7 separate regions of the Homo sapiens genome follow, and regions 1, 2, 3, 5, 6 and 7 are each linked to region 4. The links are chromatin loops, found by intact Hi-C in ENCODE. Cell type or tissue: B cell. All regions are shown on one strand. Region 1 overlaps EBF1 (EBF transcription factor 1). Region 2 overlaps EBF1 (EBF transcription factor 1). Region 3 overlaps EBF1 (EBF transcription factor 1). Region 4 overlaps EBF1 (EBF transcription factor 1). Region 5 overlaps EBF1 (EBF transcription factor 1). Region 6 overlaps EBF1 (EBF transcription factor 1). Region 7 overlaps EBF1 (EBF transcription factor 1).

Evidence for each region. A loop is a pair of places that touch in the nucleus more often than their neighbours do. Peaks named below come from ENCODE experiments on the same cell type or tissue, not always from the same donor. Only the 100,000 strongest peaks of a DNase experiment are listed, where the experiment ranks them.
Region 1: it touches region 4 in a loop (4-fold over the local background); 6 of 110 quality-filtered maps call a loop at or near these places.
Region 2: it touches region 4 in a loop (3-fold over the local background); 4 of 110 quality-filtered maps call a loop at or near these places.
Region 3: a loop joins it to region 4, with 6 times the contacts of the local background. A loop is called at or near these places in 2 of 110 quality-filtered maps.
Region 5: it touches region 4 in a loop (3-fold over the local background); 3 of 110 quality-filtered maps call a loop at or near these places.
Region 6: it touches region 4 in a loop (1.9-fold over the local background); 2 of 110 quality-filtered maps call a loop at or near these places.
Region 7: a loop joins it to region 4, with 2.6 times the contacts of the local background. A loop is called at or near these places in 4 of 110 quality-filtered maps.

Annotation. Positions count from the first base shown.
Region 1 is chr5:159,009,222-159,013,221 of GRCh38, reverse strand. The region is part of intron 6 of EBF1 (EBF transcription factor 1); the gene reads left to right. Among named protein-coding and RNA genes, the nearest start is that of EBF1, 89 kb to the left of the region's middle. In B cell, no CTCF peak of the experiment used is centred here; a DNase peak (open chromatin) is centred at 1,901; H3K4me3 peaks cover 1,736 bases; H3K27ac peaks cover 3,773 bases.
Region 2 is chr5:158,693,515-158,697,514 of GRCh38, reverse strand. It overlaps EBF1 (EBF transcription factor 1), which reads left to right. Exons shown (of 16, transcript NM_024007.5): 16 at 1-1,595. Among named protein-coding and RNA genes, the nearest start is that of LINC02227, 290 kb to the right of the region's middle. In B cell, CTCF peaks have their summits at 1,585 and 1,789 (motif pointing left); a DNase peak (open chromatin) is centred at 1,794; H3K27ac peaks cover 509 bases.
Region 3 is chr5:158,896,221-158,900,220 of GRCh38, reverse strand. All of the region lies in intron 6 of EBF1 (EBF transcription factor 1), which reads left to right. Among named protein-coding and RNA genes, the nearest start is that of EBF1, 200 kb to the left of the region's middle. In B cell, no CTCF peak of the experiment used is centred here; DNase peaks (open chromatin) are centred at 1,570 and 1,710; H3K4me3 peaks cover 712 bases; H3K27ac peaks cover 2,760 bases.
Region 4 is chr5:158,952,196-158,956,195 of GRCh38, reverse strand. The region is part of intron 6 of EBF1 (EBF transcription factor 1); the gene reads left to right. Among named protein-coding and RNA genes, the nearest start is that of EBF1, 150 kb to the left of the region's middle. RefSeq lists enhancers at 1,840-1,969, 3,642-4,000. In B cell, no CTCF peak of the experiment used is centred here; DNase peaks (open chromatin) are centred at 2,035 and 2,877; H3K4me3 peaks cover 2,285 bases; H3K27ac peaks cover 3,749 bases.
Region 5 is chr5:158,873,760-158,877,759 of GRCh38, reverse strand. The region is part of intron 6 of EBF1 (EBF transcription factor 1); the gene reads left to right. Among named protein-coding and RNA genes, the nearest start is that of EBF1, 220 kb to the left of the region's middle. In B cell, no CTCF peak of the experiment used is centred here; DNase peaks (open chromatin) are centred at 1,029 and 2,329; H3K4me3 peaks cover 2,184 bases; H3K27ac peaks cover 3,933 bases.
Region 6 is chr5:158,773,056-158,777,055 of GRCh38, reverse strand. The region is part of intron 10 of EBF1 (EBF transcription factor 1); the gene reads left to right. Among named protein-coding and RNA genes, the nearest start is that of EBF1, 320 kb to the left of the region's middle. In B cell, no CTCF peak of the experiment used is centred here; DNase peaks (open chromatin) are centred at 428 and 1,635; H3K4me3 peaks cover 1,936 bases; H3K27ac peaks cover 4,000 bases.
Region 7 is chr5:159,048,207-159,052,206 of GRCh38, reverse strand. The region is part of intron 6 of EBF1 (EBF transcription factor 1); the gene reads left to right. Among named protein-coding and RNA genes, the nearest start is that of EBF1, 50 kb to the left of the region's middle. In B cell, a CTCF peak has its summit at 2,200 (motif pointing right); DNase peaks (open chromatin) are centred at 616, 1,726 and 2,126; H3K4me3 peaks cover 2,223 bases; H3K27ac peaks cover 2,624 bases.

The DNA of each region.
Region 1 (4,000 bases), 57 kb before region 4:
AATTTGAAAATTCATATATTACTTATGGATCATCCTCTGGTAACTTAGAAGGGCTGCTCAAAAAGGACTTTAATATAAATATATATTTAAAGCTTAGCAGTTGCATGATGGGCACACTGGTTTGCCAGGGCTGCCATAACAAAGTACCACAGACCAGGTGGCCTAAACAGCAGAAATCTATTTCCTCACACTTCTAGAGGCCAGAGGTCTGAGATCAAAGTGCTGTTAGGGTTGGTTTCTTCTGAGGGCCTCTTTCCTTGGCTCGTAGACGCCGTCTTCTTCCAGTGCCTTTGCATGGTCTTCCCCTGGGCATGTCTGTGTTTTAATGTCTTCCTCTTATAAGGACACCAGTCATATTGGATTAAGGCCCACCCCAATGACCTTATTTAATTTTAATGACCTCTTTAAAGACCCTGTCTCCAAGGCTGGGTGCAGTGGCTTATGCTTATAATTCCAGCACTTTGGGTTGCCAAGTTGGGAGGATTGCCTGAGGCTAGGAGTTTGAGACCAACCTGGCCAACATGGCGAAACCCTTTCTCTACAAAACTCTACAAAAAAAAAGTACAAAAATTAGCAGAGCATAGTGGCTTGCCTGTAGTCCCAGCTACTCAGGAGGCTGAAGTGAGAGGATTGCTTGAGCCTGGGAGGTTGAGGATGCAGTGAGCTGAGATCTCACCACTGCACTCCATCCAGCCTGGGTGACAGAGTGAGACCCTGTCTAAAAAAAGAAAAAAAAAAAGACTCTCCAAATACAGTCACATTCTGAGGTACTGGGGGTTAGGACTTCAACATATGAATTTTGGAGTGGAATGGGACACAATTCAGCCCATGGCAGTGGCCATGATTAGACTCTTAACTAATATGGAAGCCAAATGTTCTTCAAATCACATGTCAGCATTTTCTTTTCTTTTCTTTTCTTTTTTCTTTTTTTTTTTTGAGACAGAGTCTGTCTCTGTTGCCAGGCGAGAATGCAGTGGCGCGATCTCAGCTCACTGCAATCTCCGCCTCCTGGGTTCAAGCCATTCTCCTGCCTCAGCCTCCCGAGTAGCTGGGATTACAGGCGCGTGCCACCACACCCAGCTAATTTATGTATTTTTAGTAGAGATGGGGTTTCACCATGTTGGCCAGGTTGGTCTTGAACTCTGGACCTTGTGATCCGCCTGCCTTGGCCTCCCAAAGTGCTGGGATTACAGGCGTGAGTCACTGCACCCGGCCACATGTCAGCATTTTCTAAGCAGAGACCAGGGTCATTGCAGTAAGGTCTCTCTTGGTTAGAGTGATGCAAAGCCAAGTGGCTTCCGAATGACACAGCAAGAAAGTCAAAGAAAAGGCTCCACAAAGGCTATGTGGGCCACATTAAAGCGCAAGATTTATTTTCATTATATTTTTTCTTAGCAGAACCCATCTTATCTGGTTAGACAGGCTTCTTTAGAACCAGATTTTGTTCTTTGTGACATTTGGAGTTAATATGAGGAAATGCTCTTTGTATTGCCCAGTATTGAAAATGTCAGTAAACAAACGCAGCAGTCAGAGAAGGGGGGGTTCTAACAAAAGACATTGTTTCTTGATGCAGGAGGTAACAAGAGTATTTAGAACAAAGGTTTTCTCAAAATAGGCTTTTTAGCAAACTTTGGAGCCCTGCTCTGGTACCCCACCCGCTTCCATTCTGCTGAAACAGCGATGTTGATGAAAATACTTATTATTTTAACCAGCCCCCCAAACTTACCAACACAAACACACTCTTAATTTCAGGGCTGACAGCAGGGCTGGGAAGGTCCTTATAGGATCGCAAAACAACTCGGGCAGTTGAGGGCTTCCGGCAGCCAGCTAACAAAAATATACTCTCAGAGGATGCAGCTCAGGGAGGCGTGGGACCTGCACAGCAGAGAGCCTGAAAGCTGGCCTTTCCGTTTTTTACAGAGCTTCACCCTTCACATCTGGCGGAGCTGTGACAATCAGTGTTAGACCATTTTAGAAATCAGATACCCTGGGTACCAGGAAGTTGATTTGCCTTCAACTTCCTTAAGAAAACACGCATTAATATTTAAGCTGGGTTTTCATAAAAGAAGCGTTGTGCTTGAGATGTGAAATAAAGTTAGGCGGCTGGGAAAACTCCTCCAGATACGGTGACCCTGATGCAATTCAAATCACACTCCAGATTTGAAAAGGAAAGGGAGCAGGGCTCACCCTCCCCGCAAAGTCTTTGTGGCATTTTGTATCTACTGTTTTATGGTGTGTGTCTATAATTTGCAAGGAACTGGACTTTAAGTTGTAACTTCCTTCTCTGTAAACAGAAGTTGGAGATTCACGAAGGTTACTTTCTTAAGTGATCCCAAAAAACACTGTTTATGATTTCCCCTTGGTATTGTTTCTTTGCAGCTTTTTTCAATTAAAGAGCCCTGTGGCGTACATCATCTCGTTACGGGGCTCATGGAGGCTCTTGCTGTACAGGTCCAGCCTTATGCGTTTCCCTGCCCTCCTTTGGATCTACTCCCTGTGGAGCTGACATTGAGATGGTGTCAGATAAATCAGGCAGGACAATTCTGATGGTGCCATCTTGAATGTAGTGTGACTTTAGTATGTCTCTAAAAGAGTTGTGGAGACAAATACAGTTCTTAAAGGGCGAAAGAGCTTTTTCAAAGATCAGTATAAATGGTTTACTTTAAAAATAAACATTTTAAATCACTTTGATCTTAGCTGTCCAAAAGATGCAAACTAGTCATGCTTCTGGGGGGGAGTATTTTCCGGGGTTTTAAACCTAGCATAGACCATTTCCTCTTTGTTTGCAAAAAGATAAATAATTTTTGGAACAATAGAACACAGAAGAAGCAATTGTGTAAATAGTGGACAGGTAATATACTGAAGGTGTTGCAAGAGCAGAAATTGGTTTTGCATTTGCCCATAGAGCTTTTGGTAACCTCTGTAGGTAAGGTTATTTATCCAGATCAGAATTCTGCAAACTACATTCCTCTGTCTGTGTCTGTCCACCCTCCTACTCATCTCCATCTCATCTGCGAGGATATCGTGACTTTTTTTGGTCAGATACCTTATTGAAAATTTGCCCATGACTTAGCATAACTTCTGTCTTTTGTTTCAATAATTAGACTTTACTCTTTCGGGCTGTATACTTTCATGCTCACCTGGCATCATCATTCAAATATGATTTCAGCATTAGCTTAGTACTTAAGTGTCAAGCCTGTATTTGGTATTTTGGTACAATGGTTAATATTTTGAGGATTGCCTGAATTTTAGATTTTGAGTAAGTCATACATAATTGCAAAGGGAGTAAGTTCTGATGCACTTTCAAAATCTAACCACAAATTATGCAGAGATAAAATGAAATAATTTTGAGGTTTTCCACGTTTCTTTTGCATGAAAAAACAAGTGTCAGCTATGCTAATATCACGTACTATATCATCTTTAATTTATTTTTGCTTTTTTTTTTTTTTTGAGATGGGGTCTTGCTCTCTTGCCCAGGCTGGAGTGCAGATCTCAGCTCACTGCAGCCTGGACTTCCTTGGCTCAAGGGACTCTCCTGCCTCAGCCTCCTGAGTAGCTGGGACTACAGGTGTGCACCACCGTGCCCAGCTAATTTTTTTTGCTTGTTTTTTGTGTGATGTCTAAAATAGTTATCTCCTGGATAACAGGAAGTTGTCCTCAGTAAGTCTGCCATCTTTTTCGTATTCATAGTATGAATTCTCACTCTAAAGTTTAAGGAGACATGATCATTTACAAAGATACTTTAAGACCAGGGCTGGCATAGTAAAGAAAGTGTGATATTTTATTGTTAACTGGCTTCTAGTGGCATTTCTTAAACGAGGCTCTTTTGTCAAGTTCCACACAATCACGAGGTTGAGGGTAGGTTTTGAAGGAGGAAATACTGTGCAAGACAATTTGGGTAGTTCTGTGTGGGTCTCTTAACACTATAAAACAATTAACAGAAAACATGCGCTCTTTGTTGGACAGACAGAACCACAAAGTGGACACAGGATTATCTGAA
Region 2 (4,000 bases), 260 kb after region 4:
CCTTCCACCCCCAATTTATTTTATTGTGTATGTTTGCTACGTGAAAAGTGCGTATTTGTTTGGTCACCTACACTTGTATTAGCTGTTTCAATGTGATTTTTAAACATTTCATTTATAGTTATTTTTAGTATTGTTATAAACCATGCTTCAGTTTTTTTAATTTCCACCCAAAAGTCATTGTCTATTTTTGTATTATTTGTAAGTTAAGAAGTTTTTTCCAATATATGGCAAAAAAAAAAAAATAGTAGCATATTATTCTTGTAGTATTTAGTTCAGTAGATTTAAAAAAAAATGTATCCTTTGCTTTGGAAGCTTACAAAACAACCCTAATGCTGTTTTACTCTATTAATATGCATGGAATCTCTCCCTTTGGAGTGACGCATTTTGTGCATTAAATTCTAGGGAGAAACTTCATAGAAATCAATGAACATACTTTCTTTCTTAAGTCTGCTTGTATATTTCCTCTGTCTTTCACATAAATATAAACCAGCAGATTGGATGCCTTAACAATGCAAATCATATTCATTTCACTTGTACATTGTAACTGTGCACCAGAACTGTCAGTCATCACTAACATTCTAAGAAAAAAGAAAAAGAAAAAAAGAAAAAAAAAAAAACAAAGAAATCGAAAAGCACAAAAGAACTGTTTTGTTACCTTAAGACAATGTAACTTTTTCTAGTAGAGCAAGAAATCATTTACAACAATGCTGCAACTGTGCATGCCCCCATATGGATTTTGCAATGGTTTTCACTAGGCTGTCAAGAGTGCGATTTTTATGGGTTGGGGTGGGTGGGGGAGGGGAGTTGTGGGAGGGTAGGGGAGGGAGGAAAGCTGTTTTTCATGGTGAGAAATAATAATGATGACTAATAATAATAAAAAAAACTGGAAAATGTAAGCAAGGTGGACGCATTGCTTCTCGGTACTCAGAAAGGTTATCTGAATTTGCGTGGTAAGCGCTGGCCTGAAGATGTACACAAGTTAAAGCCATATTTTATCTGGTGAGCCCCTTAACTGTTTCTGAAGGAATGAACGGTCAGCCGGGAAGGTGTCCGGCTTAGACCTTGACAACAGACACTACCCATCTGTCAGCCATGTGCAGTGGTTAGAACTCTTCTTGAAAGTCCAAAGAGCCTTTAAAATGTGTATAATTTGTGTTTTGTTGCTTCTATTTCTATTGATTAGATGAAAAGACATTCTGGCCCTCTGATCCTCTTTCTTCTCCACAAAAGTTTTACAAATAAAAGATGTTCCCCTAAATACAGAATATGGCTTTAAGAAGAAAATGAAATGAAGAATTAAATTAAGATTTCAGTGTTGGGGGAAAAAATACAGCTTCTGGATGACTGGATTGCATAACATTGCCCTGGCCTCACATTGTACTAGGATGCAGCTTAAATGAAGTCATCTCTAAATCTACTAACCTTTCACCTTCTTATCAAAACTTTTTGAATAGACACACACTGTACAGTTCAATTGTTAGAGAACCTAACTACTGTAGAGATTGTTAAATTTTTTTTTTTTTTTTGCAAAAATTCAAGCTGTAAAAACTTTTCAACTTTCACAATATTTAATTAAAGTTACTTCCTGTCTGTGATGGCAGCTCCTAGTTGTGTATTCATTTCTCTATTTCAGATGAGCCAAAGTCCAACATAATGTAAAAGGTCTGTGTTTGCAATGACTCAGATCAGTCTTGATACCCAGTGAAAAGGAATTAGGGTAGTGCTGGGACACCCTCTTTCTTATGTAGGTCCTTGGGGATTTGCTAATCTGGGATGCAAATTGAACACGCGCAGCGTACTGCTGCCCTCTGCCGGCGGTAGCTGGATGTGCACATGCCCACACCGGTCCATATAGGAGCCAAGAGCCCCCAGCAACTTCAACAGCCAAGCCCTGAGATCCTCCTGCGTGATTGAACTGTGAATCCAGGAAGTGGCCATTCTAGAACCCCTATCCTTCGTGCTACAAATCTGAACCAAGCTTTTCACACACAGCTGCTAATTAATCCCAGCGAGCCTTCTGGTCAACTAATTATGTGCCCTGGCTCATTGATGAGGAGGCATGTGTGAACTGAGCCTTCTGTTATCAATATTTTTTAACCCCACATGAATAAGATACTTTTCCTGTTGGACAGGAGTGAAACATTCCACAAATACTAGATAGGTACCTACTCATGTAAAATTGTTTCACTTTAAATTCCATCATGATCATGAGTCTTTCTAAATGCACACTCAATGATTTTCCTACTTTTACAGTTATTGAACATGATGAGGTTAATGATACTTGTAAAATGCCTCAAAAACTCAGCAGATAGGCTGTAGGCCAACGGAAACTTGATGGCCAGAGGTGATAGGATGGCTGCAACACAGTCACATGTGGTGGGCACTGTTTCGGCTTTGGAATATAGCCCGATTTGAGTAATGAAAGAGAGTGATATATAAGTTAGAGAAGCTGCCATCCTTTTAAAGAAACTTGCTGAAAAGTGTGGCCATTCAATATATGTTTCTTTTGAATTCTGTGTTTGATATAGTTTCCTGTATTAGATGCAGAAGATAAAGATTGAACAAGAGGCCCCTTTTCTCAGGATGCACACCATCTCAGAAAAGACACACTTATATTCAAATTATGCTAGAATGGTCGGCCAGGCTGAGACAGGTGTGCCACAATGCTCCACAGAGCACAGCTGACGTCCACACCTCTGACACGCTGGCCCCTACAGTCTTTAAGGGCTACCTCTTGAAAGTGCTCATTCACTCGATCGTTCATTTATTCATTCATGCTTGTAAACTTTGCGCGTTTCCTATGCCTCTGGTGCTAGGCAAGACATGGTGATACATCGGTGGGCCATGGTGACATTATACCCACTTGGAGCTCATACTTGAGTGGGGCAAATGAACGTTAAGCAGCCACTCAAGTGCCTGTAACAAACGAATCATGGTAATGAAGAAAATGTCTACAATGCTCTGAAAGTACATTGCAGCAGGATCTGATTTAACCTGAAGTGCTGGGAAAGGCTCCAGAGAAAGTAACATTTGAGCTGAGGTATAAAAGCTCAGCAGGAGCTAACCAGGTGGGCCTGGCCCCTTAGGCAGAGGAAATGAGGGAGGTGTAAGAACACTGAGCTTTGGAGCACATAAGGTACATTTAGGAACAGAAAAACTATGTGAGTGGAGTGTGCAGATGTGCACAATGAGACTGTGGGGCTTGGGAGTTCAATTCAGAACATGTCCTGAGCACCTACCACGTGCCTGGTACTGTGCTAGCTGCCAGGTACACTAAGCAAATGGGCCATAGTTCCTGCCTGTAGGGCCTATGGCAAGGCTCATAAACTCACAGCCCCATATTTGTTCATAGGGGCTATGCTGGTTAAAAAATCGGGGTGGGCCAGGCACGGTGGCTCACGCCTGTAATCCCAGCACTTAGGGAGGCCGAGGAGGGTGGATCACGAGGTCAGGAGATTGAGACCATCTTGGCTAACATGGTGAAACCTTGTCTCTACTAAAAATACCAAAAAAAATTAGCTGGGCGTGGTGGTGGGCGCCTGTAGTCCCAGCTACTGGGGAGGCTGAGGCAGGAGAATGGCGTGAACCGGCAGGTGGAGCTTGCAGTGAGCCGAGATTGTGCCACTGCATTCCAGCCTGGGTGACAGAGCGAGACTCCATCTCAAGAAAAACAAAAAATGAGGGGGTAAACTAGGGATAAAAACAACCAGACAGGGAGTGGGAGGGCTGGGGCCACTGGCAAGTGCATGCTCTGTCCAAAGTGAGAATCCCACTTGCTCCAGGCAATTGCTCCCATGTGAGAATGTGGACCCAGTGTTGCCCATCTTTCATTTCTCAAGAATGCCAGATATGTTACTAGATTATTTAAAAATCTGGCATAAAATTTTCATTTTTAAAATGTCAGCAACTTATCTAAAAACAGTGTTTTAAAAACACTTTCTTGGCCAAACTAAGTCCAGAATCCCCTAGAGTGTCAGTTTGAGACTTCTGACCAAAAGAT
Region 3 (4,000 bases), 56 kb after region 4:
TGTAAAATATAACCCCAGAGGGAAAAACACAAGAACATCTTCTTAGATAAGAACGTGCCAATTCTTCTGGTTCAAAATGTCTTCACGTGAAAAATTTCCTGCAGCGGTAGGAGGAAGCTCACACACAGGACAAGCATGAGACACATCTGGAGGGAGCCCAAGCCGGGAACCCGAGGGCCTGACCATCTGCCAGAGGGCCAGATGCTGCTGCTGGAAGCCTCTTGCCTCCCAGCTTGTCATCTGGGTTCGATGATGCCATCCAAAAGAGGGCCACAGAGTGGGAGGGCGATGAGCAATCCATCTTCTCCCACCCACGGTTCTTAATTGTGTGATGTAGGGGGTGGTAGGAAGAGAAGAGGGTTAAAAAGTTTGCCCACAAAACCGCACCTTTCTCATGGAAATGGCCATCCTAAAACACATGGCTCTGACCACCCAGAACTTTTAGAATATTCCATTCAATATCTCTTCATTTTCCTTCGGTCTAAATAGAATGGATGAAGAGGCTTGGCTGTGTAGTTGTCAGTGGGAGCTGCCATCTTCTGTCAACTTGGGAGTGTATTAAGAGTTTCTAACCAATTGCATTGGTCGTTACATTATAGGATTTCCTATATTGCAAGTGTTCTTCCCGTTAACAGCTTTGGTGTCTGATTTTGGCCAAAGCAGATCATTGGGATTCAGAGGGACATCCTCTTCTTTTTCCATTGCAGAAACAATCAAGAGTCTGTGCACACGGCACTCATAAAAGGAAAATGATCAAAACCACACACACAAAAAGACTATTAAATTCCAGATGAGATTACTGCTTCCTGTGATTCCCACCATTCGGGAATGCCTTTCTGCTTCGTGATTGCCCACTGACAGACTTACACAAGCAAGATGTAAACATAGTAGGATTATCTCTTACACTATCACATATGTTTTATGCTAAATCATTAGACATCTAGGATGGTTTTAGCCATGGCCTGTTTTCAGTGCCAGTGGTGGTATATTTTTGTACTAGTGTACGTGCTTTAACTCACAAGTAATTGCAATATTTTCTAGGCATATGCAAGGCAGAAACTGTTTTATTTTAAAATGGCACCTGTTGGAATAGTTTAATATGTAATTTTCATTTTCACGTAATTATTCAGATACATTATTGAATAACTTACGCATCTTGTATTCAACAATATGGGGAACAGTATACTGTGTGTCTACAGTCTTGGGCTGCTGATAGTTCCTCTGCATTCATTAGAGGAATGACTGGGGCATCTTGGGCTGAAACCTTGTTATCGCTGCTCTTTGTAAGCAGGTTGTGTTGTCACTGTAGGGAGGGAGGGCTGTTTTAAGCTTCGTTCCCACATTTCTTTTTGCAGGGCTGGTAGGACCACCACCTCAGGCAGTCTTTCACTGCCCTGTAACGTGGATCCTTCCTAAATCTTCACTGTTGGATTGTGTGGCAACTTCTGCCTATTAGAGTTGCATCTGCAATAAAAAAGCGAGGTTCCTGAGAGACAAAAAAGATAATCCCCCGCTTAGTGCGTGGATGACAGCCACACTGAGTGCAGTACTACCAGTGGAAAGTCTGAGGTTTTGAAAATAGCAGAAGTGAAGGAAATGAAAATGTGATGTGAATTTATACCCAACAATTGTTTTCTATATTTCTCAGGCTAACAAATGTCCCAGTTAGAAAAACCTCTGGTACTGGGTAGTTTGGAAAAATAAAAGTTGCATTGCAAAAATAAAAAGAAAGATCCCATTCTAAGGTTAGAGCAAATGTTTGAAGGTGGATAGAACTTCCGATTCTGGTTGGTGGTTTATTACATATGCTTCAGGGACTTGGGCACATTTGACTACAATGAGTAATTTCTGAGAAAGGATAGTGAGGGAGAAGAACTTTTCTGTCAGCGTCAGAAATTCTTAAGTCTGATGTCAAATGATTAGTAATGATGTGGAACAGTTGCCAATGCAAATATTGGTAAAAGGAGAGCACCTGGAGATATCAAAAAAGACCAGGGGCTATTCAGACCCAAGATAGATGTCTCTGGTCTTCAGTAGCTAAGTATATATACTATAATAACAGTGCTGCTTTTGATATTTAAAAAAAATGTTTTAAAGACAAAGGGTAAACTTAAAAGTCATGGTTCTTAAATAGCAAGAGATTAGGGTCTTCTGGGGAACAAAACTCCAACAAAAGATTCCCTTTTACACAGTTTTAGAATCAGCAATGATCTTTCAATGGCAAATAGTGATGGCCAGCATTTGTTGAGCCCTCTAGATGCCTCGCCCAGTACCCTTTGTGCATTGTCTCATTTCCTCCTCACAGCAGTCCAGTGGAGGTAGTATTAATATCCCCATTTTCCACTGTCAAAGCTCACACCACTCTTCACTGTTGGAGACAAGACATAATTCTCCATTTCCAAACTAATCATCTTATAAAAGGAAGAAAAAGTGACTTCACCAAAACAGCTGTGGGGGCAGTGGCACAACTTGAACTTGAAGCTAAGTCTTGTGGCTCTTTTTGCCATTGGATGGTGGCTTCTATGAAATTCTGTTGCTTGTGGTTAATTAGTATCATCAACTTGCACAGTTCATTTCTTAGTCACATATGCATGTTAACTGTCCCTTTCAACTAGATGAGAGCAAGAATGATTTTTTTTTTTAACGTTTAAGTTCAGGGCCACATGTGCAGGATGTGCAGGTTTGTTATATAGGTAAACGTGTGTCATGGGGGTTTGTTGTACAGATTATTTCATCATCCAGGTATTAAGCCTAGTACCCATTAGTTATTTTTCCTCATCCTCTCCCTCCTCCAACCCTCCACCCTCTAGAAGGCCCTAGTGTGTGTTGTTTCCCTCTATGTGTCCATGTGTTCTCATCATTTAGCTTCCACTTGTAAGTGAGAACATGCAGTATTTGGTTTTCTGTTTTGTGTTAGTTTGCTAAGGATAATGGCCTCCAGCTCCATCCATGTCCCGCAAAGGACATGATCTCTTTCTTTTTATAGCTGCATAGTATTCCATGGTGTGTATGTACCACATTTTCTTTATCCAGTCTATCACTGATGGGCATTTGGGTTGATTCCATGTCTTTGTTATTGTGAATAGTGCTGCATGAACATACACGTTCATATATGTCTTTATAATAGAATGAGAGCAAGAATGATTTCAGTTGCCCTGCAGTAATACTAAGGGTCTAATAGACCCTTAACAAATATGAACTGGCTGTCAAAATGCCTCTGTGTTCGGTGTGTCTTGGGCTGAAATCAAGGGACCCAAATTCTACCTCCATTACTATTTAGCTATAAGAACTGGGCACATCTCTGAAACTCTGTTTGTGCCACTGGGATAGGATAGGTGGGTGGGCAGGGGTAGGGGCAACCAGTTTTTTTTTCTGATCTTCCAAGGAGAGAAATGAAATATCAAAAGTGGAAATTCTTTGGGTATTTATTTTACAAGAGGTTTTAAAGAGCTATTGGAGTCATTTGGCCTACAGAGACAATTTTAATGGAGTAATGAAAGAAGATGGTGAGATCCTGGAGAATAAAGCAACCACCCACGTGACTTTATCCTATGTGTGTAAATATGCACAACACATATGTACAACATCAGAGAAACAAGAACTTTGAAATCATACAATTTGAGTCCCAGCCTTTGCCACTTAGCTGTGTGGTCTTGAGCAAGTTACTTAAGCTTTGATTTTTTTCATCAGGAAGTTGTGGGTAATAATATTCCCCTAAAACAAGATTAAATTAGAGAATTATGAAAAACAGTCAGCATGTAGTACATTACAGGTCTTCAGAAATGGTAGCGATTACTATTATTGAATGAACCATTTATTGAGTGTTTAATCTTTCAGAAACGTGTATAAAGGAGATACAAGAAAAGAAATGGGCAAAGCTTGTGCCCTCTGGAGATTACAATTTAATAGGTAATAGTTGAGGAAAAAAAACTCAACTTCCCATCAATATAGCAAATCTTATTCAACAGTGGATAATTAAATGGAAATTCTGTGATCCGTT
Region 4 (4,000 bases):
CTCCTTGGTACTACAAGACTGTGGACTGGAGTGTGTTGCTGGAGTTTGACATGGGTTCAAATCTTGCCTTTGCCATTTATTAGCTTTGTGACCTTGGGCAAATTTCTAAATCTGAAAGACACACACACACACACACACACACACACACACACACACACACACACACATTTATATTTATTTAATTAATGCAGTATCTGGCATATTCAAGCAGGAGCTTGTAACAAATAAGTAACAACTGTAAGAAATAAGTATTTGTTGCATAAACAAAGCAATGGCCTGCAGGTACTCCTCCTTTGGTAAGCCATTGCTAAGCAACTCTTTGCTACTCTTCCTTTCAGCTGCTGGCTGAACCTGCAGCATCTTCTTGTGACTCCCCTCAATGGTAGCACACTTCTACTCTTTGAGGGTTGATCTGAGTTTCGGAAACAGCCAGCAGTAATTTGATAACGAGGCTGGTGTAAAACATCAGTCGATTAAAGATCATTTTAGATCAGAAATGATGCGTCCCTGTAAGGGAACTACTATATTGAGATGAACTCAAAACATTCTGCCTGGATTTCCAAGAAGAGCTGCAAATGCTCTCAAGCAGTCTTCCAAAGTGACAATTAAGAATGGGATGGAATTCATTTTGATGTCCAGCTCTGGTCTAAAAGTCAGTCACATTCCAGGTCTCACTCTGGCCCCTGTGCTCTGGAAAGAGAGGAGCAGTGAGATATGGCCATTGTTGATATGAAAAGCAGAAGGTGGAGGTCCCAGGCTGCTGAGTTAGCCCTCAGTTTGAATCCTGCGTCTGCTGTTTTTTAGCTCTAAGTCCTGAGGCCTCTAATATACATCTACTCTGCAATTACTTCTCTCTCTCTCTCTTTTTTTTTTAGATGGAGTTTCGCTCTTGTTGCCCATTCTGGAGTGCAGTGGTGCAATCTCGGCTCACTACAACCCCTGCCTCCCGGATTCAAGCGATTCTCTTGCCTCAGACTCCCAAGTAGCTGGGATTACAGGTGCCCGCCACCACTCCCGGCTGATTTTTGTATTTTTAGTAGAGATGGGGTTTCACCATGTTGGCCAGGCTGGTCTTGAACTCCTGACCTCGTGATCCGCCCTCCTCGGCCTCCCAAAGTGCTGGGATTACAGGCGTGAGCCACTGCGCCCGGCCCAATTACTTCTCTGTAATTTTTTTCCCCTGAGGATTGGTGGGGAAAAAAAATGCTTGGCACATAACACTCCATGTTAAGTTTCAGGATTATTTCTTCTTTTTACATTATTTTAGTTTTTTGTTCATATGTACTCAGGGCTCACACTTTGCTTGGCTCCGTAAGTCCTAGAGAAAAATGGTATGAGAAATGAATTCACATGAAGCATTAGTGCCTTAGTCTCTTACTGTTTTTACCTTTCCCGTGAATATTTGTGCTTACAAAATGGTGTCCAGAAAGGCAGTGCCTCAGCGAGATAAATATGTTTCTAATCTTAGCATCTTGGGCAGAGTGAGGCTGGCATCTGAGGTCAGGGAGGCCACAGGGCCACGCTACTGACCGCATTGGTAACAGACTCCATTAGGTTGACAGAAAGGTTAAGGTTCCTGGAATCTGTCTCTAAATTCTCCGTACCCCCTCATTAGGTTAGAAGCCAATGCCAATACAAGTAACCAATACCAAACCCTCTCTTGCTTACAGAGGCATTATTAAGTTGGGGGCACCCTAAGAACAATTCATTGCAAATAATTGTTGGCACATTTATTCTCATGGCACAACTTTCAAAAGCAAATTAATTATAAACTGGTTGCAATTTAATTCAGTTTGTCTGGATTATGTGTTTGCAAGGCCTAGAGTACATTTGGCACCGTTGCTGGCACATTTGGATTTTAATGTCTTTGACAAGCCACAGCTTCCTTGGCCTGGGTAAACGGCCTACTGCCATACTGTCATTTAACTAGATTGCGTCAGAGTGACTCTTTAGCTTCGCGGTGGGTCTTCAGTTTACAACCTCCACGCCACCCCATCAGCCGCACGGGCATAGATCTCAACATGTATCAGGAAACTGGAAGAAAGCTGTGAACAGAATACTCTGAGAAAATGATGGTTAATCGTGTAGAAAAGTTTAACTATTTGCATCAGCACAATATTACACAGGCACATACGACTTTCAGTTCCCTAAACCTGAGAAAAGGTTTAACAACATTGTGTGAAATCTGACATCTTGCTATTCATATAAATGTGAAAGGCAGATTGGGAAAAATACAGTAAAATCCCCGCTTTTGTGCAGAGAATGGTGCATATTTTTCCCCTAATTATGGAAGGTAGCCTTTTATTTCTTCTGAATTCATTCATTTCTGAGCCTGTGTTTTCAGCTTGCTTATGAAACTCAATTATAAAACCAGGGTTAAAAATTAAGTCAAGTCACAGGCTATACTCCTCTTTGATTCTGGGGCTCCTGAGAACTTCCAGCCCTCTGCCACTGGCTTGAAAAATCTCTACCCTTACAAATCTCTCAAGCTTTCATGCACCTCTCCTACACAGCAGATTAATTAAGGAAAAAGATGGAAAACTCCTGGCACCATTTTATCTTTCCAAACTGTGATTTGCCTCTTCCCCCTAAATCTTCCCTTCCCTCTCTTCTGCTCCTTTCTCAAAAAGAAAGTGTATGATTGTCAACTTTCTGAGTTCAAGACAGTGGAGGATTAAACTGGCCTTACTGAGATTTGAACTTGTGACTCAAGTCATTGGATTTTGTGAAAGAGGCCCAAACTCTCCGGACTGGACAGGTTACAGCTCCGGTTTCTGTCCCTCTGCTGCCTTTTCCTGGGTAGCATGATGATCTCTGGCATTTATCTATCTATGAGGCTTGCAAAATCGCGGCCTGTCATAATGGTAAATAAAATGTGTTAAAGTTAATATGAAGAAGAAAGGAGCAATTACAACTGCTTAAAACAGTCTTCAAATATACTTAAGCAGAGGTTTGCCACGTAAACACACAATTAAAGCAGGAATTTGTGATGGATGCAAGGGTTTGACGGTCCCAGACATACTGTTTACTGGTGTAGTTAGCAGATGGATAAGTCAACTGATCCCAGATGTGCAGCTTATAAATATAAACTCATGTCTTACTAGTGATGTATGTCTGCAAGTAGCAACAAATTACTTTCTATTTAACTCTTGACTGTTTACTAGGGGGAGCTTTGTAATGCTCACTTGCTTAAAAAAAAAAAAGGATTTTTAAACAAGTTTCCTCTTTTAAAAGTGGTAACCAAATATCTAAAAAAAAGGTACTTTGGTGCAGAAGTTGTTTTAAAGGACAGGTTTAAATAGGCTTACTTTTTTCTTTTAAGTTCAGATACCTAAGCCTTATGTCCCTAGCCGCAGTTTTCAGATATTTGCAGCTAATTAATTCTTAGGAAATCTAATCTGAATTGAATTAATTTTCCCTTTTAGGGCACACGAAGCAACTTTTAGGTAAGAAAAAAAATGAAAACAGCTTTTGTTGCACATAATTCTTGCAACTAATGAAAAGTAATATTGCTGTTCCCTTCAAATAATGCAATAACAAAACACCAAATGAGAGCATTGCATTGTATTGTTATATTTGCTGTTTAAATAATTTAGCTGCAAAAATCTGAGGGCTGCTTTAGCTGTAATTAATTATTCATTAATGACATGCTAATTGCACAATACCTTTGAATATTTAACAAAATGCAAAAACCAGGCTCTGAAGTTATGTTTTTAGTGCAAGGGGGAGAAGATTCTTTAGTCCATCACTGTACCAGGAGGACAAAAAAAAAGTCCTTTTTCAGATGCGAGGTAAAGTAGTAGTAGTGGCCTACTTTCCATTCACCATCTCAGTCACCCTTTGTGCCGTGGAATATAATGTCCTTATCTAGACTTAACAATTGACAGGGTGGTAAATCCCTTGACTTTTGTCCAAATGATTTCTCTACAAAAATGGGTTAATTATCGCCTTTCCCTAGCTTTTTGACTAACAAAAGGCCCTGGATCTCTTTTTTCCTTTC
Region 5 (4,000 bases), 78 kb after region 4:
TTAGGTCTAAAAAGGTTTTCAAAATATAATACCAATTGGAAAGTGTGTGTGTGTGTGTGCGTTTGTAGTATTTGGTTATAAACTATTATCATAACTCAGGGTCACTAAAATGTCTCTCTAGAAAGAGAACAGCCTAACAGGAATGAAATAATTTAGTCTCTATTTTTGATGAAGCAATAATATTTTTGAACAGTCAGCTGAATGCCTTCTAAGTTGCCTGGGTGCCTAAAGGGCTTAGAAAGTTCTTCCATGGAGATAAATAAGCTGTCAATTCATGATGAAGAAAATCAAACTCATGGTGTTGATCTTGGCTGGGACGCTGGTACAAGTATGAGAGAAATTTTTGCCGAGATGTAGCATAGCCCATGTGTTAGCAGTTAGCACTCCAGTGCCATACTGTGCCTCTGCTCGCCTTTTCAAAAGGTAAACATGGCTGTCGAAATAAGGAAAAGAAAAGATTAACCCATTCAGGGGCATGCACCTAGTAAGTGACACTGTAGCTCCCTAGAGGATACAAAAAGAATAGGGGCAAGAGTCCAGAGAGTGGCTGTTATTCAGTTACTGGATTTCCTCTTCTCAGCACCTTCTCAGAGTTGGGCTTGGAACTGTGGGCTTGGAACTGTGGGAAAACTGAAGTGAATCTGGGTGCAGTAGGAAAAGGAGTTGGTGGAGATAGAGGCTTCAAGAAAATACATGCCAAAAGCCAGTTCACTTGCTCAGTTCTTTACACTTTTACAATAAAACAGGGTATTTCTCTGACTTTGTGGTCTAAAGTCATGCATATTTTGGAGCACCTAAAAGAAAACAGCAAACAGCTTACTTCTATTTGTACCAGGTTAGTGCACGAATGTAAAAAAGACCTCTAAATGTTACCCTCCTATTATGAAAATCCAAAGCTGGGCATGAGCAGAAGAAAGGGAGAGAATCATGCTATTTTTTAATTTCCTTTGTATTAATACAATCGAAAGGGGGCTATCAAAGCATAACACTGGCCTGCCCTCCAGCTGCTGCGGTAGGTGGCGTTTCACTCGGTTGCCTTGAGATTTACAAATTCTAAAGGTATTTTCATGCCTCCAAATTGAACACAAAAGGCAGGCCCATGGAACAGTGGCTCTGAACTTCTTAAACTGAATAATAGGGCAACGTGAAACTTTTTATGGAAAGATGTTGTTTTTCCTGAAGTTCTTGCAGTACAGGTTGTAGGAGCTTCCTTTTCTCTCTATGCCCTCGGAGGTCTCACAAAGCAGCAGGCTCAGTGAGACCGAAAACATCAGTGTGTCTCCCATCTAGGAAGTCTCCAGTAATAACTGGTCCATGTAATGAAAGTTTCTTCTAGCCAAGACTCAAATAGAGAATTCTGATGTAACTTCCTGAAGAGTACACTAGAGGGAAAAGGGGTCGTGGGATTGAGGGTAGAGATACATGAATCTCTCTAAGCCTCAGTTTTCGTATCCTTAAATGGAGACAATAATAATACTACCTATTAGAGGTATTGGGAGGCTAAAGGAGACAGTGCCTGCAAAGTACAGTGCCTGCTTTATTGCAAGCTCACTGTAAATACTTGAGGTTGTTACTGATTTTTGTTCCTGCTAATATTATTATATTTTATATTATTGGCCGTAGTGTTTCAACTAGTCATGTGATACCGAATATGCCATGGAACAGTTTTTTGGCCTCTAAACTTTTCGCATCCACAAAATGAAGCAGTTGGATCAGAAGATATCTAAGGTTCCTTCCTGTGCTAAGATCCTAGAGTCCTAAAGTTCCATTCTTGTTGTTGTAATGAAGTGAAAAGCACACATATTCATACCAAAAGGGTCATAAATTTAAGATTCTTCTGTGGAGGGACTGGGAAAAGTCTTTACAGTTTTAGGTTGTAATTAAGAAAGTGAATTATGCTAAAATTGACTTTAGGAAAACAATGGTGTTTTGTGTAACCACATGGATATCATCTGGGTATATGTAAATAGGAGGCAGGTAAAAATGATGAATGCTAATCTCTGTAAAATTCAAATGAATATTAACTCTTATTCAAATAGCACAAGTACATTGCACAGGGAAATCAAGACGTGAATTCATATAATTTCATTTTTTTCAGCTGTGCACATCCTTTGGTTACAGAAACAGCTCAGAACTTAGGCATTGCTCATTTCCTAATAGAGTATGACATCTGGGCTGCTACTTTTAAATATAGTAGCTTGTTTGCTCAGGCTTATGGCTCAGTAATATTTGTTTTGTCTTATGAATGTAGTGAAAGCAGGGATTACAGGTATTCCTCAAGGACTAATTAGAAATAAAAGCTTATGTATATGAGGGAAGTTTTCGGATAGGAAGTGCTCTTGCTTGAGTCATGAAGTGACACTGGTTTCAGTTTCAATTTTGATACATTGGAACTTGGTACTTTTTGTAGAGTCCATTTGGAAAGGTTAAAAAAATCACTTGGAATTATCTGCAGAAGTTCAGGTTAAAAATTGTTTGTCCTTCTTCCTCGGTTTCAAGCTCCTCTACCCTATTGACAAATTCATACCTTCATTCCTCTGTTTGGATTTTAGGAAATAAATTCAAGAAAAGAAAAATATGTAACTATCATCACTGTTTCCATAAAATAAAGGTGTTCTAGAGATCAAAGAGAGGCCTTGTCTTGGAAATACAATTTGGCCAAAACTGCCTGGTGTGTGTGTGTGTGTGTGTGTGTGTGTGTGTATGTGTGTGTGTGTGCTTGTGTGTGTTCATCTCTCCATGATTCATTCTGAGAGCTGTTTTAGCCTTCATAAAATATTCATGCTAGTTGTGCATGGTTCTATAATTGCCATCTCAGGCCTTGAATTATTTATAGGTTGTACTGTTCACATAGTCTCATTTACTGATAGAGAAGATAACACCATACAAGAGGATCCCAAACACTCTGAGGCCTGTTACTTTGCATTAAGTAGTGGAATTATATTACTGTAGGTGTAAAACACTGGCCTTTTTTTTCCTCCTCTCCCTTTAATATATCATTTTTGTATTTATAATATGCTAATTGTCAGAATGCTGTTAAGCCTCATAATTCCTGCCGAGTCTTGCAGAAATCAAGATGTGGCTGAGATGATTTAGCTCTTGATCTCAGAATGATCGTTCTAAAAAAAACCTGTCTACACACAGCGTAATTTATTGAAATGATGTATGACTTTACATGCATACCTGAGCCCTTTTGTTTTGTACTATTGATCAGTTTGTATGTCTCAGTGTTAACCAACACGTGGTTGGTTTCGGTAGACATTTACCAAGAGCCTTGCAAGCTTGCTGTCCCTAATTAAATACTGAGTCTCAATTCACTTGTGTGACAGTTTCTCTGCACCTATTTATTTTGCTTTCCTAATTCTCCTTTCCCTTTTCTGCCAACTTGATCTTTCTTCCACATAGATTATATTCTTGATATTTATTTGAGGGTAGGAACATGCTATAGGAACATACTATAGTTGTATCTCCTCTCTCTTTTTTTGGTGTTATTTAGTTGCAAAAGTCCATTTAATGTTAATAAATATCAAAAGCCAGATTCACCACAGAGTGTACTTTTCTGGTATTTCATTATCAGTATCCATGTTTAAAGAGGAAAAACAGAAAAATTCATGGCAGCTCATAATCTGCTGATATATTCTAGTTTTCTCCTCTACCAGTGGAAACTCATGAATTTTCCTCTGGCCTAGGAACTTCCAACTCTATACAAATCACTAACAAACAATCCTCCATCTCCTCTCTTTAGGCTGATCAATATTTTCTCTCTAGCCTTCTTTCCATCATACAGGTTGTGTTCCCTTATGTGTGTGATGTGAGCTTTCCCATACCTATATTAGCCAACTCGCAGCTTCTCACTGTTGATCTGCATACTGCTGGTGGTGGTACTTCTCACTGTATACCTACATACTGCTGGATGCTTTTAAGTGGTACCTGTAGGTGTCTTTAAATAGCACTGAATTAGGTGATAAGGAAATCATCTTATTTAAAATTTCTTTTAGTT
Region 6 (4,000 bases), 180 kb after region 4:
GTACGTCTTTCCTCTAGCCTGTTCACGGCACTTGTATTACATACAATTGGTAGTTTTCATATTTAATTCTGGGTTGGTGCCTTCTTTCCAAGTATGCTGCATTTTTGTCCTCCCAAAACAGCCTTGGCACATGGATCCGCCTTGCGGCAAGAAGCTAGGGTTTCAGAGTGAATGTGAATTCCCTCCCATCAGACAGAGAGAACCAGGCAGCATCTCTGTGGAATGACATCAAGTATAAAGGCTGAGTGCCCAATGTGTACGCTAAGAGATCCCTAGATTGTGAAGTGCAAACCAAATACCCAGGGATCTTTTACAATTCACATTCTGCTACAGTAGGTCTAGGTAGAACCTGAGATCCTGTTTCTTAAGCAATCCCAGGTGAGGCTGATGCTGCTGCTCAAAGAACCACAGGTGGAGTGCGGTTCTGGGCCCTCTGCTTAGTGTCAGTCATCCTTGGATAGTGGTAGCTGTCTCCACGAACTAGTCCCAGGTTTCCTTTTCCATTCAGTAAAAGACCACAAGACCAGATTAAGTACAGAGCGGAAGTTGCTTTCACACAAAGAGATAACAGAGCAGTGAAGGGATAACAGTTAACAAATTGTAATTATAACCATACAATTAAGTGGACGAATTTTATTTTTCTGTGACATTTTACTTCAGAGCATCTTTCCCTTGTATTTCAATATTAGAAGTAAAACCAAACATACTTCTTAGTCACCCAGTTTCTCTCTCTCTCTCTCTCTCTCGAAATTATAAAAACAATTAATGCATCCTGACCCTTGGAAATGCCTCCCAGCCCTTTAAACAAAATGCAGGTTTGGTGCCTGCCTGACGATTAGTTTTAGTTAACTGAAAATTATAGGATTGACCCAAGAGGAAAATTTTGTTTGCACTCCAATCACTTTTACAAATTAAGGAAAATTACCACAATTTTGTTTAGCTAAGGTTTCACACTGAGTTCAAGAAATTAGCTCAGCCATCCCAACAAAGTCAGCACTTTGTTAGTGAGCACTTGAAAAAATAATAGTCTTTCTGGAGTTTTGTGGTGTATACAAACGAAGCGTAGAGAAAGCTATGATGCTTTATAGAAGTAGGCCAAGTGTTTTTAATTAGGCTCATTGGTTCAGCGTAAGTTTTGAAGAATAATCAAACTAGCAGATTAGCTGTTTCTTTTAAAGCTAGGATTTCTTGCCATTCATTTTTCCCATGAGAACTTCCACATAGCAGTGTGTGTGTGTGTGTGTGTGTGTGTGTGTGTGTGTGTGTGTGTGTCTGTGTGCATGTGTGTGTGTGTGTGTGTGTGTGTGTGTTTTACAAGTCTCATTATGGGGCTGCAGGAAAAGGACCAATTGAAACTTCTGATACTGTAACATTCCCCAGCATCATTCCAATGGATGGGAGTTTTTCACAATGTTCCCCCACTGAACTCGGTGTTCTGGAACATATTTCAAAACCACAGAGGCCAAATGTTTTCTCTGAGAAGTTTGGACTCTGTTTTTGGCCGAAAACATTAGGCCTCGCTGGCTGCTTATTTACTCAGCTATTAAGAACAAGAAAAGGAGAAGAAAAAGAAGAAAATGCTTGTGTGGTGGGAGGTACAGGAGGCAATCAGGCATGGTTTCCGCTTTGGTGACAACGTCCCTGCCCATTAATGGTTCCATTTTGTGGTCAGGTCTCATTTAGAAGAAATTATTTTTAATCAGTCTTCAACAAAATATCCCCTAGAGCCACCTGGCCATAAAAGTTAGAAAAAAAAATCACCCTCATTAAATTACTTAAGTTCTCAAGAGAAAAGAGCTAGGGATCCATCATTATTTGGAGTTTTTTTAAACACTAAAAAAAAAAATTGCCATCAGTTTAAGAAATCACATCTTAGAAAATCTATATCACACTGGAATTAAGAAAAAAGTGTTGGATTTTCAAGCCTAGAAAAGTAGTTAAGGGTAAGAGCAATAAGTTGGCGCATATGCACATGTATACATCTGTGGGAAATTTAAGGTATGAAAAAATGCTTCTGGTGATCTGGCCTCAAACTGTGGGCACCAGACAAGAAGCCTTTTTTTTTTTTTTTAAATATTCTAGAAGAGAGTTCTAACCTCTCCCCATATCGGAAAAATAAAAATCTGAAGAAATTGGCACAATGATTTCCCCTCTGGTATAGTTACTTGGCTGTTAACAGTTATTGTGACATCACATCATTTCTGATGAAAGGGAATCTGTGTTCATTGGTGACCTACACATGGACCTTTTGATCATTAGCATTAAATGCCTCTACCATGCGTTGCTTGTTCATGGCTGGGGCTACTGGCCTCTGTGATTTACTCAGTTTACCTCTGCTGTCACCACTTAATAGTAAGGGTATAGAGATGGCTCATAAAACCTCTCTGTTCTTTGTATCCAAACAACTGCTCAGATCATTGCAAATGTACGGCCCCCTCCTTTGTCCACCCACAGAAGTTCACACTTCATTTTCTTTAACATCCATAGTATTTCAAGATGTGAGGCTTGGTTTTCTGGATTGGGTGAGCTAACCCTCTTATTTGTTAGTGAAATATCACTTGGAATTTTTCCCTTGAAAAATATTATTGAGCTGAAAAGTAACACCCCAAACTAAGGCCTTATTGCTGTTTTTAAAGTATGCAAGAGAGAGTTGGCATTTGTAGATGTAAATGTCTCTAAAAGTCCATAACATTAAAAAAAAAGAAAAAAGGCAGGAACAGCATGGCCTAATCTATACTAATAAAGGCAGACCTTTTGGGGAGGGAAGAATCTGACCAAGCACAGATTGCCTGCAAGCTGGCTCCCCTTGTAAGGATGGTAAGCAAGCGTACATCTCTCCCTCATTGGTTCTTCAGACCAGAGACGCACGAGGAATCCATAGCTGCTAATGTGCCATGCCCTTGTGTTTGTCCAATCAGAGTCACAGACTCTGGAAAGTGAATCCTGACTGGATTAGAAGCAGAAAAGCTCAATAGCACTTTCTAGATCTTACTTTATTGTGTCCAGTTATTCTTATGTAAATGTAGGGCAAGGCTGACTTTAATTTTCAATAAATGTTTTCTAAGAGAAGGAAACAAAAACACTATCTAATCACAGGATTGATTTCAAAGCCCTATTATCGTTTCTGGTCAGTCCAGTGGGAATTAAATCCACTATAACCTCACTGCCATGTAAGGGCTCTCCCTAATACCTTTATTATTCTCACAGCTTGTTTTCTTGCAGGTGTTACATCTTTAAGTGGCTTGGATCTTTTCGAATCGTGATCTCTCCTGCTAATCCCTAAGTAGCCTTGGAAGCTAATAAAAGACTCTTAGGCACCTTTAGCTGCTTCCTCAAAGTTTTTGTAGTTGGTTTTCCTGATAAGAAGCGGCCAATTCCAAATGCATGTGTTGCCTTCATTCTAGTTATATTTTCTGTAAGAATTTTCATATATTCTCGGGGAATATATGACTGAAAGAATGGGACACCAGGACAAGGTTTGAGCAGCCTAGGGGTACCCTGAGAGCTGTACACCACCTGACCCCCCAAAAGTTGGTGAAAACCCTGATGAATGATCATCTAACAACTCAGATGTCTGGTTAGGTCACTTATCAGATCTTTTCTACCACTAACTTTTCCAATTCCAAACATTTTTCACCCAATTTCCTGTTCCTGTGGAAGGACTAACCCACATTCCTGTGTATTAGCCTGTGAACTAACTTCGAAATGAGAATTCTTCGTGGAAATACTTCCTGTTTGTACCTTGTGCCCAGAATAACTCCACATCCTTTGCCAATGCATAACACGTTGCTTTGCACATAGGAGGGGCTATTTTGTCTGCATATGCTCTGTGGAACTTGACATCTTTTACTATGACTTTTAAGTTTTCCGTTTTTTCTCCCTATCCCTCTTATTTTCTTCTTGCTCTCCCATCTCTCCTATCTCCCTTTCGCCTTCCTCTCTCTTTTCTTTACTCCCCTCATCCTTTCCTCCCTCCCTCCTAAGGGGATAGTACCTCGCA
Region 7 (4,000 bases), 96 kb before region 4:
TGGAATTCTTAGCATGCATATTTTTCTCAGCTAAATGATTTTTAACAGCAGTTATTTAGTTCCTATTGCACCTTTCCAAAATTGCGTTCATGGTAGATACTTCTCAAATAAGGTTTAGTTTTATTAAAATTCTTACGTCTTTCTGAAACAAATATACTAAATCTTCCAGAAGAGCCCATAATAATAATAATTTTTTTGCGTGTGTCTTATGAGCCTGTGCGTATGTGTGCACCACGCAGATTTGTGTACACATTTGTATGTAATACTGTTACAACTATAAATGGCAAAAGAACGTATTTTAAGCCTCTTGGGGTTTCAACAAATTGTGATAAAAGGGTGGTGGTGGCCGAGATGACTTTCTCCCACTCTATTAAGAAAAAGTGCAAAATGAATGAGGGCAAACTGCTGGCTGCGATTGTGATTGTGCACAACTGCAAAGCGGGATCGGCTGGGATGGAGGCCACGGAGCAGGAACACCCCGTGTCTTGCCCCCCCTTCTGAATGCCTCTCAGTAGTGGCATTGTGGGGACTCATGAATTACTTCTTACAGTCGGGGCTCCTTGCTATAAATCCAGCCCTGGTGCCGAGCGCACTGTGGGCAGCGGAGCACCGAGCCGGGCCGGCGGTGTTTGTGTTGTTGTTAGCGACACGTAGCGAGTTCCTCCTAAGCGGAAAGGCCCCGGCTCCAGTTTGTCGCCAGCGAAAGCCGAAACACGAGTCGCACATGTGGAGCGGGAGCCGTCAGCCGCCGGGCGGCGGGGTGGGGGGGTGGGGGGCTGCGGGAGCGGGGGGGAGGGGGAGGGAATGCGGCCCGAGGCGGGGCCTAGCGCTCACCGGGGGATTTGTTTGGGGGGCTGGGGAGGGGAGAGAGGGGACAGGGTGGGAGCAAAGAAAGTAGCCCAAGGGGAACCAGGAAAAGGATGCCTTGACCTCTAAATGTTGTGCCCTCCCCGTGACATCTCACTACTTGTGAGAATATTTGAGAATTAAAATAAAAAAAAAAGGAACCCTTTGTGGTGCGGCTTCAAAATGGTTTTCCTTCCCAGGATATCCTGTGCCTGTCTTTGGGTGAGTTTTTCATAGGTTACTTGGTTAGGAGACTTCTCCTATCCCTTTAAGAGGTAAAAACATAAAAAACAAATGTAAATGTAGGGACTTTAACACTTCCCCCCTTCCTAACATTCGTATAATTGCTGTTAAGCCACACTGAAAACCCTGGGGCCTGGTGTTCACCAGGGTAAAGTTACATTTCACAAGCAGAAAATTGACTCACCACTTAGGAAAATTGGCTACCAATTATGTGTCAAAGGCTCTAAAGTCAGACCTGAGGTTTTCTTTTTGCCAGAATGGGGAATTAAAAAGAGCACAGGCACCCAGCTTTGTACCCACTACTCCCTCCGGGAGCAATTCTTGCTTGCCGCTGGGTTTCTTCTGAGTTTGCTTCTAAGCCTTGGCGGGGAAGGAGGGCTCCTGGCTGAACCCAGCCAGACTGGCTAGCAGGATGAACGGAGGCAGGAGTCAGTCAACCCTTATAAGGGAGTTCATGCACAAGTATGTTACAAACATGCTTATGGCCTGTGTGCAGAAAGTAACTGGTGGCCTAGCACAGTTGACCAAAGTTCTGAGAGCTATGACTGAGACTCAGGGGCCCAGGGGAGCTGGAGAAAGGAGGGGCTTCTGAAGGCCAAGTCACTAAAGTCAAGGGACATCTGCTGTCTCTGGTGACATGTTTATCACACCCACACCACGTACATTGTCCTGGAAATTTATTGTTGTCTCCTCTTGTAGGAGAAGCCACCTGGGCAGGAGGGGAGACAGTCCCTTGTGGGAGGACTGATGGTCCTGGTGGGGAAGCATGGAGGGGTAGAAGTCAAGAGAGAACAAGAGGAAGAGACAGACAGGGATACAGAGTCATAGATACAGGGGCAGAGGAAGAGCAATGCAGAGAGGGAGAGGGAGGAGAGGAGAGAGAGAGGGAGGAGAGGAGAGAGAGAGGGAGGAGAGGAGAGAGAGAGAAAAGAGAGAAGAGAGAGAGAGAGAGAGAGAGAGAGAGAAAGAGAAACGAACCTCTTGTTTACTTCTCTCCCCGCTGTCCCCTGGTTCTCCTGTATCCACTTTCTTGACATACTCCTTGCCTTCTTCCAAGGCCTGCTTTCTGTTCCTGTCAGAGTGGCTTATCCTTGGTTTTGTTTTTAATGCCGTGAAATTAAACCTTATTTAGTGCTTCATTTTCTGCCTCTAGAGGGAGAGAAAGAGAAAGCGTTAGGACCCACCAAATTGAATGAATTTGCTGTGCTGTGTCGGAGAGAGTTAGTTTTGTAGGACAACCGGGATGTAAAATCATTCTGGAGATTATCACCAGATAAGCACCCCTCCCAAGAACACGATGTGATATGTAATAATTTTAGTGAGGAAAACCATCCTTGTTTTGCCTTCTGGGAAATCTTATGCTATTTCTATTTGATTCTAACGTTGGACAATTTCCAGAGTTCTGAAGAACCAACTATCTTAACTCCTCAATGATTTTGACAGGGAAGACAAAAAAGGGACAGCAATTCTGGGGCTGGGGCTGGATCTCAACCAAAATATCTAATTTCAATTTAGTCCTGGCTTCTTAGCTGGAACAAAGAGAAAGTTTTTACATTTTGCAGAATATTTAGTTCGCCTCAAAGTCTATTGGGTTAAAATATATGTGTGTGTGAGTTTTTCCTTTCATAGTGGTTCAGAATGCCTGAGAGTTTGTCTAATCAAGACTCAAACATTTTGAGTGGATTTTTTTTCCCTCCACCATCCTACTTCTCTGAGATATCTTTTCTAGTTTTAAGAATCTCACAAGCTCCCTCAAGTGATGCTTAATTAGAGGAGCTTTCTATCCACTAAGTATTTTCTTAAATGTATAATTGATTGTGCAAGGAAGGAAGAGCTGCTGGAGTGGAAATCATACATCATTTCATTATTAATGGCAATGTCTAAGTAAAATGCAGACATTGTCATGCTAATGGATAGCTGTGTATGTTTAGCTTTAAATCAGAAGCTTTTTTCCCCTTTACTGTTCTGGGATCATTTTAGGAAGTTTAAGTAGCATTTAATATATTGATAAATACCTGCTAGCATGCTGGGCTAAGGTTGGAAAAAGGAGCCAAATGAAATCCTGACGAATGCAGGGGAATGGTGTGACAAAATGAATAATTTGGGATGCCATGTACATTATTACCTCCTTTTTACTACTTGTGAAGAAGCTGGATTTTTACCTGGATTTAATTTGGAAGACATGTGTATTTAGCACTTACTGTGTACTGCTTCCACTGAAAACATCCACAGATGTCCTCAGAGAACAACAGAACTGAAAAGTTGCTGAACGGCCCTCACCCTGTTTTTGGTGTGGAATTCATCAGCCAGAGTGAAAGAGTCTCTTGTGGATCCTGAAATGGCTGGCTTAGATCAGAGGCTTTCTTAGTTTGCAGTTCCCCAGAAATTAGACCTTCAGCAGGGATTTGGATGCAGGTAGTTTATATGGGCATGATCTTAGGAAGCAGGAAATGAGGGAGAGAGAAGAGGGAAAAAAGGCAAGGAAGAAAAAGTAAGGCAGTGATGTATTATCAGAGTCACTGCTGTGGCTGGTACATGGTCCCATTGGAATCTTCTAAGGGACAGAGTAAAATGTGCCTCCTAGAGCCAGGCTCCAGAAGTACAAGAGGCTAGAGCATTATCTCCTGGCACCTGTCCCCTCTTGGTTGAGGGCTGTCCCAGGGTGCTGGTGTGCAGGCTGGGCATCTGCTTCAGAGTTGGCATGCCGTGGAAGGAAGCCACGACATAGCAGGTTGTGGTCAGGGTCAGACATGTGGCTGAAGTCAGAGGTGGGACACAGGGATGTGAGGTAGGCACCAGATGCATCTGTTATAGAAGCTGAGTGTAAAGTTCCTATGGGGAGGGAAGCTTGATAGTCCATCCTTTTTTCTTTATTGAGTACCTACTGCGTACTTGGGTGTAGGAGGCATCT